Linked DNA regions of Homo sapiens: region 2 is linked to region 1. The links are chromatin loops, found by intact Hi-C in ENCODE. Cell type or tissue: PC-3. All regions are shown on one strand. Each heading gives the region's core, and the rest is flanking DNA. Links, peaks and the distances in the headings are about the cores only.

The links. Hi-C counts contacts between places; a loop is a spot of excess contacts. Peaks named below come from ENCODE experiments on the same cell type or tissue, not always from the same donor. Only the 100,000 strongest peaks of a DNase experiment are listed, where the experiment ranks them.
Region 2: it touches region 1 in a loop (7-fold over the local background); 21 of 110 quality-filtered maps call a loop at or near these places.

What each region holds. Positions count from the first base shown.
Region 1 is chr1:18,918,154-18,928,615 of GRCh38, forward strand. It overlaps IFFO2 (intermediate filament family orphan 2), which reads right to left. Exons shown (of 9, transcript NM_001136265.2): 2 at 2,908-2,968; 3 at 1,525-1,620; 4 at 209-349. Among named protein-coding and RNA genes, the nearest start is that of ALDH4A1, 21 kb to the left of the region's middle. RefSeq lists enhancers at 4,185-4,765, 8,477-8,696, 8,722-9,348, 8,977-9,096, 9,597-9,686 and 1 more. In PC-3, for the core only: a CTCF peak has its summit at 3,539; a DNase peak (open chromatin) is centred at 4,328; H3K4me3 peaks cover 1,025 bases; H3K27ac peaks cover 3,137 bases.
Region 2 is chr1:18,970,091-18,975,090 of GRCh38, forward strand. It overlaps LOC105376815 (a long non-coding RNA gene), which reads right to left. Exons shown (of 3, transcript XR_947015.2): 3 at 388-1,199. Among named protein-coding and RNA genes, the nearest start is that of IFFO2, 16 kb to the left of the region's middle. In PC-3, for the core only: a CTCF peak has its summit at 2,579 (motif pointing left); a DNase peak (open chromatin) is centred at 2,651; H3K27ac peaks cover 300 bases.

The DNA of each region.
Region 1 (10,462 bases), core at 830-5,829:
ATGAAGCAGTCAGACGAGCCTATGAGTCCACGGGTGCCTGATTCTACGTTTTCCTGGGGAGGCCACAGGGTCAGGTAGTGCTACCTCTCGGGGAAGGGGAGGGAGTGAGTGGGATGTGGAGGCAAACGGGTTGGCCGGGCAGGGGTGGAGGCCAGGGCTGCTCTGGGAGAGTGGGGGGTTGGCTGGTGAGCAGGGCAGCCCTAGTCACCTGGAAGATCTTGGACACGTCTTCTGAGTTCCGCTGCTGTGCGACATCGCACAGCTTGGCCGTGATATCGATTCGGCGGCAGATGTCCATGTCCACCTTCATGGCCTTTTCTTGGATCTTTGTGTCCAGGTCTGTCATGGGCTGCAGGGAGGACAGCAGGGTTTACATGAGCGAGGGATGGAGCAAGCCTGGGGGGCTTGGCAGAGAGGTGGGGAGACCCCTAGGTGTCAGCAGGGGTGGTGCGGGGAGGCCTCCAGAGTCCGAGGGTGCCTTGGGCTTTTCCGTGGAGTGGAGGGCTGCGGCGGCACTGGTCAGGGTGGGATGGGGTTGGGGCCTTGGGAGTCAGGGGCCAGTGTGACGCCGTGTGTGCTGCTCTCCCTAAGGGCTGGAAGGCATCCTCCCAGCAGACACAGGGTCCGTGTTCACTTTGTTAGAGCGAAGAAAAAAGACAACTCCCGCTGGAGAAAGACAGCCCTTCTTTTCCCACCGGCACACCCCACCTGTCCCCCACACAGGCAGCTCTCTCTCCTGGATGCCTCCCAAGGCCGGCAGTGGGAGTCACTGAGGACCACAGGGTTGATCCCCTTGGACACAAGTGAGAGGGAGCCCAGTGGCCTCCAACTAGGGTCCTGGGAGGCTTCTACCAACCACACCCAGCTTCACGTCCCTCCACACCAGGAGCCATGCCAGGCTCAGTCACCCACGTTCTGGCCCCTTCTGCCTTCTGGTGGGGTCTCCCCCTGTACTGCCCACTGTTTGAAGGGGAGGAGACCTGGGTCCCCAGCAGCAAGGAGCCCTTTGCTGCCAACAGCTCCCCCCACCCACAGATACTTAGAGGGGCCCCAGATTGTCAAAAAGACACGCGCACTGGCCTTTCCTGACCTCATGGAGCAACCCTGCCAAAGGCCGCTGGGCCTGCGAGTCTCTCAGGCCCGCACAGACCAGACGGCACCTGGCCCAACCTGCCAGACGCCCTGCTACGCCCAGACACCGAGGCCTGCCCTCATCAAGGCGAGCTGGGAAGGAGTGGGAGCAAACACACACAGACCATCAGGGGAGCCCGGGGGAGGGCGGGATAGGTTAAGCGGCAGATTAATGCATCTCTACTCAGACCGAGGGAAGCAGAAGTGGGGAGGGGGCGGGAGGAGGGTGCCTGGTCTCCGATGCATCCAATGCATCCGTCATCCTCATGGTCAAACACAGCCAGCCAGGATTCTAACTAGAAGCCGAGCCCCGGAGCCTCGGAGGGAATGAAGCATTTTGCATGATGGGTGTGGGGGAGGTCATGACACCCAGGGGCGGCGGGCGGCACTTACGTCACTCATAAGCCCCTTAAACACCACCAGCTCGGCCTTGAGCCGCTCGATCTTCTCATTCATCTCCTCCTGGATGGCATCAGCCTCCTGTGCTGCCTGCGGGGACGGAGATGGGGAGGCTTCAGAGGGGCCGGGTCCTCTGGGGATAGGAGGGTCTGGACACCTGAGTCCAGAGCCCTAGGCACCCGATGTCCACCCCAGCTGGGCACCTGCAGCCAGGGAAGGGGCACCAAGGACCTCATCCCAGCCTGACTTCCCACTGAACACTGTTGACTGCTTAAAACACTTTTCAAAGCGTTATCTATTACGTGGGAAAATCCATGGAAGGTATTAAAAGAGCAGGTTAATTAACAAGCAATCCTATTACGTTAAAAATATGAGATCAATCCGTGTGAAACTGCCAGTATTGGGCCATCTCTGCTTTCAAAAATGACAATGTCATGTGTGTCGACCTAACATGCGTCTGAAGAGCGTGGGTGTGTGTCCACACAGACAAGATCGGAAGGTCACACGCCAGTTTTTCAACTGTGGAAGGAGGAACTGGAAATAATTTTTATTTTTGGGCTTTTCTATAGTTTCCACATATTTGACGATGAACCCGTTAAATTTATAAAGAAAAAAGCCCTTTCATTATAAAAGAAAGGGAGATATTCAACCTTTTCCTTCTACGCATTGACAATTATCTTAATCTGTCTCTAACTGTCTTAGACGACAAATGCTTTCAGTATCAGAACGCAATTTCTAGACATTTTTGGAAGAACTTTTCATGCCTTCTCATGGGGTTGCTACTCTTGCTCCCACTTGTCAGAGAGGAAAATAGAGGCTGAGAAGATGAAGTTTGCTGCCCAGGTTACACCGCAGGTGGGGGAGTTGCAGAGCCCAGAATGCAGAGATTCCAGCTAGAGCAGCAAGGGGAATGTTCCCAAATGCCCACCACAGAGAGCCTGCTCAGGCTGGGAGCCCACCTGCGACGTGCCCACCTGCCCTCTCCAAGGCCTTCAGCCCCAACCGAGGGCACCCTTCTTGCTTGGGGGCTTACAAACCACCTAGTCCAAGCCTCAGGTGGGGAGACAGTGACGGGTGAGAAGGGTCGCTGGTCCCAGGTCATACAGCAGCTGGGACTTGCACCCCGGGACCTGGACCCAGGCTTCTCAACCCCTGCATCAGAGCTCTTGTGCAACACTGTGCTGGTCCATTCCTAGCTTCCAAGCAGAGGAAGTGGAAGGGATCTCTTGGCTCCATAAAGGAGAGACTGAGGTGGTAGGAGGTAACAGAGTAGGGGCTGTGCAAGAATTTCCTGGCTTTGCCGCATGAAGACTGTGCCCCTTGGCCACATGGCTCTCTGGCGTGCCTCTCCTGGTCGGGATATCGGAGGGCTCTTACCTCCTGCAGCGTGTCCACCATGGTCTGAAGGTTCATGCGCTTGGCGAGCTCCTCCTCCCACCTGCAAAAGCCAAGAGGAACAGGTGGTCAGAAGGTGAGTTCCCTGTGCCAGTCCAGCCCTCAGACACAACCCCAACACCCACCCAGGGACTATCTTGAGCTGGGCAAGGAAGGTGCATTGGGGCATCCATCCCTGCCTGCCCTCTGGGAGCTCCCAGCCTAGGGGAGGTGGTGTGAGAGGACAGCCAGGCTGACATATAACCAGAGTATCAGGTGGTGGTGACAAGTGCCACGTTAAGGTATGAGCCCAGCACTTCGTGAAGACAGAGGTGGGAGGGACCACCACCCTGCCTGCATGCAAACTGTAAAGTGCTGTGCAAGCACTGCTGCTCCTGTTGTTGCTGCAAGATGCAGTAGCAAAGCCAGTCCTTAGGAGCCAGGCTGCAGCCAGCTCCACTCTCAGGCTGTTCTTTGCACCCACAAGAAACAAACTTTTATTGTGCTAAGCATTGCGATGCCCGACAGCCTACCCAAACCAACACAGATCTCTCCTACGTAGGTGTTATCATTCCATTTTACAGAAGTGGAAACTGAGGCTCGGAGAGGTTAAATAAACATCTAACCCAAAGACACACAGCGAGTCAGCAGGTGGGGCTGTTTTATTACATTGAAACAAAACTCAATAAATACAGTTCCCACTGATTTAGCGTTTACTATGTGCCAAGCCCTGTTGTTCCAAGGGCTTCCACACCACTACTTTGACACGAGTACTGCCCGAAGCTGAATAGGAAACGCGGGCGGGAGGGGAGAAGGCAAAGGAGGGTTCAGTGGACCCCCGCCCTTAACTGCAGGAAGGGGTGGGAGCAGTTCCCTGGGACTGGATGATATTACCAATTCCAGAACCACCTTCACTGGGACTTACTTTGTACCAGGCACTGTTCTACATGAAGTTAATTCAATCCTCGTAACAACCTATGACGTAGGCACCGTCATTATCCCCAGGTGCAGAAAGCAAGGCCCAGAGGCACAAGCTGAACCCAAGGCCAGGGTGAGATAGTGTGGAACTAGGACTGAAACCCAGGTGGGGACGCTCCAGACTGGTTGCTCAGAATCCCCTTGCGGAGCTCCTCATAGACCCAGGAACTGTCAAAGCCTAAAGGCCCTAACCCAGCTCCTCCAACAGAGTTCCTCCCTCCCTGGAGGAAGCTGGGGGCAGGTTCTTTCCCTCCTCGGATGTCTGTCCATCCTGGGACAGACAGAGGAGTTTCTTTCCTTCCTCACCCCACTGCTACCCTCCCTACATGGCCTCGGAGCAGGGCAGTCTGGAACCCTTTTAGGATGCTGTCAGGGCCAGCTAAAAATAGGCCAGAGGGGAGGGAGGGGTGGAGAGCCGGTTACGTCACCGGCTTTTGGAAACAAGAGAAAACGGATACTGTTTGCACACACAGAGGAAAATTCCTCCTCTCTCCCACAGGAGACAGCCCAGCCAGGGCTCCTGGAGGACACACACTCTCTCCCTCTCCCCCTTTTCTCCAGCCTTTCCCAGCCCCAGCATTAGCTGTTAGGCTGAGATCTGCGTGGGCTCCCGGGCCCGGACCTGGAGGGCAAGGGGCTGGGATTCCTTCCAGGGCTGGAGGGCACAGAGAAAGCTAAGAGGGGGCAGGGAGGGAACCTAAGGGCCTAATCCAGCCAGGACCATCTCACTGAACCTCCCCTCATTGTACAGATGGGGCAACTGAAGCCGAGTGGTCAAGCCATTTGCCCACATCACCCAGTATATCAGGAGCAAGGCTAGGAGTCCGGTCCCAGGCCACCTCTCACCGAGAAGAGCAGGCCCCATGTTGGGGACAGGAATCACAATGGGGGGAAAGTTCCCAGGCCACCCCATCCCTGCCCAGGAGCACAGGGCATCTGGGGCTTCTCTGGGGGGTAAAGGCTGGAGCACAGGTCCCGAGCTGAATCATCTCTCCTGGCCACACGGCTCAGAGCGGGGAAGGCGACTCAATTCCAAAGCCGCTGAGCAGGGCAGGTGCAAGGGCGAGCCCCGGCAAGCCTCTGGCTGCAGCCTGGAGTCTAGAGCGAACCTGCTAACACATCTTGCAGCAAGAGCAGGAGTAGCAAAGAAGGGCACAAAAAATAAAGAATGGCATGGCTCCTCCCTTGGACGCAGGCACCCAGGGGCACCTCCCCGACACTCCCCATTCCCCAGAGGGGCCCTTGGGAATGAGGCCCAGCACCCCTCACTTCTCCTTTGAGCAACCATCTCATGAGGAAGGCGAGGCAGGGGCCAATAGAACCCTTGTACAGACGGAGAAAACGAGGACCAGAGAGGGAATGAGACTTGCCCCAAATCCACCCAAGGTGACAGCAGGAGCCCAGATCTTTGGCTTTCCAGACACAATAACAGCAACAGCACCAGCAACCATTAACTGGGGGGTACGTTCTGGGCCCCACACACCCGGCTCACTGCCTTGGACACACACATCACTGGCTTGAATGTGAATTATTAACCCTCTTGGGGAAAGAATTTCTAACTAAGCCCATCTTGCAGATGAGGGAGCTGAGGTTCAAAGAGGTAAAGTAACTTGTCTAAGGTCACAGAGCTAGCAAGCAGGGAGCTGGGACTCAAAGCTAGTCCAGTCTCTAAAGCAGCGTGTCTCAGCCTAGAATGTGCATACCAATCACCTGGGCATCTTATTAACATGCAGAAGCTGGTTCCGCAGGCGAGGGCTGGGGCAGACAGCTCCCCAGTGATGCTGGGCTACAGATGGCACTGAGTGGCCAGGCTCTGAAGACCACACAACCCAGCCCCTCCACCTCACCTCTCCCTTCCTGCCCCGAGTTCTGCACCCTCCCAACCCCACATCTCAATCGTGTTTCCTGACTGCACATACCACACCCCCAGGATGAGCTTGCACAAATGATTTCACGGGCTTTTTATTTCCAAAGCCAGACGGGGGAGGCAGCCGGCTGGCCTGCTCCCAGGAGGTTGAGGACAGACCCCGCATGTGGACAGCAGCTGGCTTGACTGAAGAGCCTGTCGCCCGCCCTGACATCCCTCCCGGCGGTGGTGGAGAAAACCTGGCTCCGCCAGCTCCAGTGTTGACAATGCAGAAAAGCTCTGTCCTTGGATCGTTCTGAGGACTGGCATGAAGGGCCAGGTGGGCGATGTGTTTCTTACGGCACTCCAGACACCTGTATTCCCTGCCCACCCACCCAGAGCCAGGGAGCACTCAGCTTAACTGAGAACTGGTGAACCAAGTTGCTGGCACAGAGATTTCAACACCAGCTTCCCAAGCACAACCCTCCCTCTTCCCTGGGTCTGCCCACAAGAGTAAGGTTTCAGTGGGGAGGGTGTTTCAGGCAGAGGGACCAACAGAAACAAAGAGGGCAGCAGGAAGGGACAGGCCAGGCGCTGTCTGCCACCAAGAGGCGGGTGCACCTACTTTGGATCAGCGGTTTGCAGACATCGTTTCCTTTCAGCCTGCACCATCCCCTCTCCCAGCCCCAGCCCATGGCTGAGCAAACGACTTGCCCAAAGACTGCCTAGGAAGTGGCAGCGCCTGGATTCGAACCCAGGTCTGACAGAATCCTACGCCCGGGCCCTTTAAGGCTGAAAGGGGAAGGAAGGCTGGAGTGAACATAAAGAGATCACTTTTGGGGCACAAAGGCCATTTTCCTCGAGTCTCCCTCAGCAGTCCAGGAGCTGTTCTGTTGGCTGGGGAGGGGTCCTTTCTGGTCTTTTGAAGACTCCAGAATATTGACAGGCCTGCCACTGGCAGAAAATGAGGTGACAAACACATCCCAGTGCTCTCTGCAGGGCCTTTCCATAGATCCCCTCCATCATACTGCACATGCACTGGGCTGGAAAGCTACCCTGTCCCCACTTTACAAGTGGGAAAATGAAGACCCAGGGCCTATGGACAACTCCAGCCACGGCTGACACGGCCTGAATCACTGAGAGCCGCCCCTGCCCACCCTGACCCAACAGCTCATAAAACTTCCAAATCCTTCTCTTTTCTAGCGCTGGATGAGAGAAGGGACATTTATTGATTACCTTCTCGGTGGTATCCACCACATTAGGCACTCATACTTCCCTCTATAAAATCCCGCTGAGCCCTCCCCTGGGGATCATCCCCATGTTGCAGATGAGGCTCAGAGGTCAGGTAACTCATTTCCCCTCTTCCTCTCTCCTCCTCAGCCTCCTGAAACCCTAGCCATTCTCCCAGGCTTGTCTCAAATGTCATCTCTTCCCCAAGCCTCACATCCACTTCCATTGTTTGCCCCACAGCTTAAAGCAGTGGAGGCCCCAGGATCTCCTCTTCCCCAGTGGCATGGTTGTGGGATCCCACGGCACACAGCTCTTGCCCAAAGGAGCCAGTCCCGTGACGCCAGGGCCAGTGATGGCTCCATTGTGTGGTCACCGCCACTTCCACCTTCCCCACCGCCACCGGGGGCTGGCACTCATCTCGGGAGGTCTCAGGCACAGAGATGGGGCAAAGAGGAAGCAAGAGGCAAGTTCCCTGGTCTAGGTGGGAAAACAGGCACAGGAGCCGGGTCTCAGGTCGGGGGTCCAGTCCTTCTGCAGGCCCAGAGAGCTGGTTATGATGATCATTCCTGTGCTTGCTACTGTATTCCCTGCACCTCAAACTGGCTGGGCACTTGCTAAGGAGTCAGACATTTATCGAATGGATTGGTTGGATGGATGGATGGATGGATGGATTGGTTGGATGGATGGATGGATTGGTTGGATGGATGGATGGATGGATGGATGGATGGATGGATGGATGGATTGGTTGGATGGATGGATGGATGGATGGATGGATGGATGGATTGGATGGATTGGTTGGATGGATGGATGGATGGATGGATGGTTGGATGGATGGATGGATGGATTGGTTGGATGGATGGATGGATGGATGGATGGATGGATGGATGGATTGGTTGGATGGATGGATGGATGGATGGATGGATGGATGGATGGATGGATGGATTGGTTGGATGGATGGATGGATGGATGGATGGATGGATGGATGGATGGATTGGTTGGATGGATAGATGGATGGATGGATGGATGGATGGATGGATGGATCCAAAGCTGCACTTACTCCTCAGTGCCCTGATGGCCCTCGCCTCCAGACAGAACTCCTTTCCCCCAGAGCATCCTTAGACTGAACATCCCAGCCCAGGGGCTCACAGGAGGCAAATTCCCAGCATAGCCCCTGCACTCAGCTTCATCCATTCGGCTCCAGAGCCTCTCCTGGGAGAGGCCAGGCCAGGCCAGGGGGAGGGATGGCCAGGGCAGGAAGCAGGCAGGAGAAGGAGAAACCTTCCCTTTCCCACTTCCCACAGCCCTGGGCCAGGGAGGGGAGGCAGGGATGTCAGAACAAAGAGTGCAGGGAGAGGAAATGACTCCACAAAAGCACAAAGCAGCTGAGATCAGGGGCCTCGGCCACCATCTTAGCAGAACAAGCACTCTCTGAGGCTGGTGGCCAGGAGGGAGAGGTGGCAGCACCACCCCAGCCAGATGTGGTCTCTCCGCATTCCTGAGGAGCCACCACTGGAACCACGTGAGGGACGAGAAGTCTCTGCTGGCCTCTGGGGAAAAGGGGTGGGCAGATTCTATGCCAGTCCCCACCCCCACCCCACTCAGGGCCAGTGCCTCCCCCTCTCCCGTCAGCTCAAGATGACACACAGACCCGCAGGAAAGGGACCGACAAGCCTGCCCTACAGAGGGGCGGAAACCCAAGCTGAAGTCACCAGCAGAGGGGCTGACTCACAGATTTTTCACTTCCTGTGCAGTCAGAAAAAGAGGCTCGAGGCTCCCGCTCAGGAGGAAAGTAGGTGCAGGCCCAGCAAAACAATGAAGCCCTCCAGGGACGAACCTGGGGCTCCTGGAGTGAGCATCCCAAGACACCAGGGCAGCAAGAGACGGGTTCAAATCCTGCCCCATCACTTCCCAGTTGCGTGATCTTGAGCAAGTCAGTTACCCTCTCTGGGCCTCAGTTGTCCCCTCTGTGAGTTGGGAAACCAGCCACCCCCTTTCGAAGGTGGCTGTGAGAACTACAGGAAGGGGATGGTGTGGGTAAAAGCACCCTGGCATCCAGCAGACCATGGGTGTTCAGCAGCTCCACGTCAACGGCACAGCGCATGGCTGCCTCCCACCTCCAGAGTTGGGAGGGAGGTGTGGAAATGGCCCACACCTTGCGGGAAGGCGAGCGGCCGGCACGCCTAGGCCGACTCACTCAGGTGAAGGGAAATGAGCTCAGGTGAGGCTGGGCTGGAGCCCTCAGTGGAAGACTTCATTCTGGGCCAAGCGTGGGCCTGGCCTCTGGCAGAGGGCAGGTGGGGGCAGAGAGCAGCTTCCTTCCCGGCGGGTGGAGGGCTGGCACCTTCTCAGCTCCACCCTGGCCTCGGGGAGCTCACCCCACTGCAGCAGGGCTGGATGCAGGTGGCCAGGGAGCTGTGCTGGAGCCCGGCTGCTCAAACCACAGATTTGGCCCAGCCAATGCCCCTCAGCTCTGCGCTGCCCTAGCTCCTGTGTTTGCCCACCTGCAGATGCACAGAGGCATCCTCACAGCAGAGCCAGGGCCAAGCCTGGGGGCCCCAATCAGCTGTTCTTCTCTAAAATAATATCTGAGCTGGAAGAAGAGGCTGCAGGCACAGTGGTAGACCAGGGGAGCCCTTTCTGCAAATGCAGTTTTGCAGAAGCTGATGGATTGGGAAGACCAGAGCAGGCTCCCCGGTGGGGTCAGGGCTGCGTGCCCCCAACAGCCTCCACTTGCTTCTTCTGAGCCCTTCTAGAGAACCTGAAAACCACAACCGAGTCAACTTCCTCCTTGCACACCATCCCCCTCGAATACCACAGACAATTCATATTTAAGGCAGAAAGAAAATCCGATAAGGGAGTGGGAGTGGGGCAGGGCTGGGAATACAATGTGGAAATCCCGCCACCACTGCTAACACAGGGCTCACCTCCTGGGCAGCTCAGCACTGATGCACGTGTGGATGCCTTGCCTCCTGACTTTCTCTCCCACATGGCACGCTGCAAGCCCGTCTTCTCCCCCGAAAATGGACAGCCAATAAGCTCTAGCCCCTGCGCATGAAAGAGGCCCCCTCCTGCCTGCCCCAAGCCCCACCCCCTGGGGACACCTGGCACCACCTCTTGTGGCCTCCCGGCTCCCATCTCCATGGAGCCCCTGATCCCAAGGAAAGGCTGTCTCGCAGACGTGCCCATCAGAGCCCGGCTGCCCAGCTGTACTCTCCAGCTCTCGGAAGGAAAGACAAATTAAATGCCAACTGATTGTCTCCACGGAGGAGGTATTAATTTAATGTGAACACTTAACCAGGGCAGCCGATTCCATTACAGGCGGGCAGTAATGGCCTGAGCAGGACGGAGCACAGGCTGTACACTGAGGATGGGGGCCAGGTTTGAGAAGCCACTAATCAAGTGTGCCCCCAGAACACTGCCACCCACACAGACACACAGAGCTGCTTTCAACCAGAAACGGCAGCCTCCTCCAGGGATCCCAGCGTGCCAGGTCTGCGCAAGGCT
Region 2 (5,000 bases), core at 1-5,000, 51 kb after region 1:
CAAGACTCTGTCTCAAAAAAAATAAAAAAAGTACAGCACAGTGTCAAGTGACTGAAGGAGGCCCAGGGTGAATCCTGAGGGGCCAGCCATGCTTGGTTGGTGGTTACCCCAGTGTCTGCTAGGTGACAGTTCACTGAGCCAGTTAATAAAGTATTGTACTTGTTTCTGTCTGTGTTATTACTTTACCATATGTAATAAATCTCAAAAGCTGTTTATAAGTATTTAACTATACAAGTCAAATAAAAAACATCTAAGGACCAGATCTGGCCCCCAGGCAGTGCGTTTACTACCCCTGAGTTAGGTACTCCTCCCAGAACGAGAGCACCTGGCATGCTGCAATCACCTGGGTACCAGGAGTTAAGAATCTCATCGAGTAAGAGCTGGCAGAATTGGAACAGGACCAGAAGAGCTCATCTGGTCCATGCACATATGCTATTATCATTCCCATTTCTCAGATGAGGCCACTGAGGCCCGGAACATCAGAAGGCATCATGTCACTTGGGACCTTAAAATTCCCAACAGCCTGACTCTTTTGTCCTGTCTTCTTCACAAGCCTCATGAAGCCCCCCAGCAAGCTGGTGTCTAGAAAAGGCAGGCGGGGTTGCGAGGTTATCTCAGTCAGCTTTTATGTTCTTGATTCCCCCTTGTTGCGATTTCAATTATTATTTTAGCGATGCTTTTCAAAAATACTCCAAAGCTTTCAGGCATTAATGTCTCATCAACCTGGATTCATCATAGTTGTGATTACAATCTTCTTAAGAATAATAATTCTCTGCATTGGCCATCAACTTGTCAGTAGGCAAGCTCAAAACACTTAGCAGAGGTTGACTCATGCCCCCGAGGCTGATCAGAGACAGAAATTTTCTCCCCAGATATTCAGCAATCTTGGTTATAACTCAGGGCACCATGCAGCCACCAGCGGTCTCCAGTAATAGAGCCAGGCTCATCTCTAGGCACTGGATGACATCACATCAGTGCTGCCTCCCACCGTGGATCCCAAGATGATTTGAGGCTGTACAAGGCAAAGCATTGAATAAACATTGACTTACATTAAGAGATAACCTCTCATTCATTCCTTTCCCATTTTTTCTCGCAGATTTCAACAAGTAGAAAGTCTCAGTCTTGTTCTCATCTGTCCTTGACACCTCTGTATTCCTCTTCAACAAAGAAAGAACAAGCCCCAGGCTCAGATGAGAGGTCTGTCGAGAATTTAATAATGTAAATTTGCATTAATCATTTTTTTTTTTGAGTCGGAGTCTCACTCTGTTGCCCAGGCTGGAGTGCAATGGTGCGATCTTGGCTCACTGAAACCTCTGCCTCCCGGGTTCAAGCGATTCTCCTGCCTCAGCCTCCTGAGTAGCTAGGATTACAGGCACGTGACACCATGCCCGGCTAATTTTTGTATTTTTAGTAGAGACGGGGTTTCACTGTGTTGGCCAGGCTGGTCTCAAACTCCCAACCTCAGGTGATCCGCCTGCATCAGCCTCCCAGAGTGCTGGGATTACAGGTATGAGCCACCGCACCCTGCCTATCATAGTTACATGGCCATCTTGTATCTATGTTAAGTGACGTTGGTATGATGAAAATTTCCTTTTCAAAGGAATTGTTTAAGTAAGTAAAAGGTGAATCTAAAAAATATATAATAATTTAGGTCACAGGTCTGCAAACTATGAGTCGAGTCAAATCTGGCCAACTGCCTGTTTATGCACCGTTCACAAACTAAGAATGGATTTTATGGCCAGACATGGTGGCTTACGTCTGTAATCCTAGCACTTTGGGAAGCCAAGGCAGGCAGATCACCAGGTCAAGAGATCGAGACCATCCTGCTCAACATGGTGGAACCCCATCTCTACTAAAAATACAAAAATTAGCTGGGCGTGGTGGCGGTCACCTTTAGTCCCAGCTACTTGGGAGGCTGAGGCAGGAGAATTGCTTGAACCCGGGAGGCAGAGGTTGCAGTGAGCCGAGATCACACCACTGCACTCCAGTCTGGTGATGGAGCGAGACTCTGCCTCAAAAAAAAAAAAAATGGATTTTACATTTTTTAATGGCTGGAACAAAGATCAAAGGAAGAATACTATTTTGTGTGAGTCAGCCATGGTGACTCACACCTGTAATCCCAGCATTTTGGAAGGCTGAGGCAGGAGGATAGCTTGAGGCCTGGGGTTCAAGACCAGCCTAGGCAACATAGCAAGACACCATTGCTACAAACAATTTAAAAATTAGTTGGGCATGGTGGAGTACATCTGTGGTCCCAGCTACCTGGGAGGCTGAGGTGGGAGGATCACTTGAGCCCAGGAGGTTGAGGTTACAGTGAGTTATGAGCACACCACACACTTCAGCTTGGGTGACACAACAAGACCCTGTCTCTAAAAATAATAATATTTTGTGGTAGTGACAAATATATGAAGTTCAAATTTCAGGGTCCATAAATAAAGTTTAATTGGCATACATCCAGGTTCATTAGTTTACTTCTTGTGTAAGGCTTCTTTCCTGCTACAATGGCACAGTTGAGTAGTTGCAACAGACAATGGGCTGCAAAGTCTAAAATATTTATTATTTAATCCTTTATGGAAAGAGTTTGCCACCTCCTGGTGGAGGTGGTTAGCTAATATGGCAAAGATCTTGGTGATATGGCAAAGATCCAGTGAACTCGTCACTGAAACTCTGGGAGATTGTCATCATTTATTTCCACCCAGTTTATAGGTGAGGAGGAAACTAAGGCTCAGCGAGGTTCAGTGGCTTCCCCAAGGTCACACAGCTAGTCAGCAGCAAGCAGGGATTTGAAATCAAGTTAGATTTGAAAGGGGCAGGAGGATACACAGGGCTAAAAATAACATATGCTTTACTGAGCTTTCTTTCCACAACTCACACCCGCTCCGTTCTGCATGTCCCCCACACACTTCCCACTATCTCTCTTTTTTATTTTTATTTTTTATTTTTATTTTTTAAGAGATGATATCTCTCTATGTTGTCCAGGCTGGATTTGAAGTCCTAGGCTCAAGAGATGCTGCCGCCTCATCCTCTCGAGTAGCTGGGACTGCAGCCCTTCCTCTTCTGCCCTCACTCTATGGGAGGAAGCCGTGGATTCATCATCATTTCCTAATAATGTGGCTCGTCTCCTCAAGCTCAGGACAGGCCCCTGGGGAGGGAACTGTGTCTTATACAAAGTTCACACACTTTAGCAGGACAGGAGAGGTCCTCTGCGGCTTGAGCCTGGTCTCCAGCCTCACCTCACCTCTCCCTTGCTTATGTTTGATGCTCCAGCGATCCTGAATTGTAACTCCCAAACCCGTCCCCAAGTAATATCACTACCAGTTACAACTTCCCCAGCCTAATGTGCTAGCTCAGGATTCTACCTTTACACAGGCTGTTCCTTCTGCTGAAAACCCTCCCTGCCTCTTTTATACCTAACTCCTATTCATTTTTCAAAGCCTCAATCAGGCATCAGTATGGAAACCACTGTGTTCTCCAGTCTCACTCCCAACAGAGGAGATCTGTCCCCCGTGCTGCCTCCGTGCCTCCTGTTATTGATAAGACCGTAGAACGGGCAGCTTAGACTGCAAGTTCTGGAGCCAAACAGCCTGGGTTCCAGTCTGGCTCCTCCTAGTTCTAACTGTGTGTTCTTAGACAAGTGACTGAGCCTCTCTTTGCCTCAGCTGCTTCATCTGTAAAATGGGTGCAGTGACAGTAGATTGTGCCTGGCATCAGTGTTAGGATTGAATAACACCCGTGAAACCCCTGCACATAGTAAGTGCTCGATAAATTTTTGCTGTTATACTGCACTGTATTTGCAGTTGTCAGTTTCTTTCCCCTCCCACACACCCTGGAGTTGATCGATCAGGGGTTCTGTGGGACTGGAGACTGGCTCTTGCCTAAGGGGACAACTCCCCAGTGCCTAATGCAGTGTCAGATATGGGATAGATACTCAGTAAAGGTGAGTTCCCTCCCATCTTTTTCCTCCTCACCTCCACCCTACCCCTGCTCCCAGCTGAATCAAGCAAACTGAGCACAAGCAAACTTGTACTAGCCTGCCCAAGTACAAGTCTGCTTTCTCACGGGGGTCCCAGGGCCATGCCAGGAGCTGCCCCTGCGGTGTCCCTTCCAGCCCCTTGAAAATCAGAGGACAGGCCGGACGCCATGGCTCACGTCTGTAATCCTAGCACTTTGGGAGGTCGAGGCAGGTGGATCACTTGAGGTCAGAAGTTTGAGACCAGCCTGGCCAATATGGTAAAACCCCGTCGTACTAAAAATACAACAACAACAAAAAAAAATAGCCAGGCATGGTAGTGGGTCCCTGTAATCCCAGCTGCTCGGAAGGCTCAGGCAAGAGAATCGCTTCAACCTGGAAGGCAGAGGTGGTGGTGAGCCAAGATCATGCCACTGCACTCCAGCCGGAGCGTCAGAGAGAGACTCCATCTCAAAAAATAAAAAAAAAATAAAATAAAAAGAAAGGAAAGAAAGAAAGAGAGAGAGAGAGGAAGGAAGGGAAGGAAATCAGAGAAGAGTACCCTATAAACACTGGTTTATGAGCCAGGAAACAGACTAAGAGGCTTGCCTTGTTCCTGAGTCAGTGGGACCTCAAACAAGGCCACAGCAGCGTCCTTGTTCCTGGTCCAGCCCCAGCCTCTCTCCTGTGAGTGGGCTTCCCTGCTAAACATAAATCTGTTAAAAAAAAAAAAAAAAAACCCAGCCAAAGACATGCCTGAATGGTGTCCTCGCAGCTGGGCTGGGGGCCAAGGTAGCAGGAGGCAGAGCAAGGCCGAGCCTCCCCAGTCAAACCAGAGTCCCCATCCGTCTAAATGGAAAGGAGGTGGGTCAGCTGCAAAACAGGCCTGAAAGCCCGGGTATAACACCATAGCGAAGAGCTCCGGCCCTGGGTTCAAATGTGAACCTCACAACTTAATAGCTGTATAACCTTGGGCAAGGCACTTCACCTCTCTGAGCTTCAGTAAAATGGGAATAGTAGCATCCTGTCTCACAGAGTGGCCATGAGGATG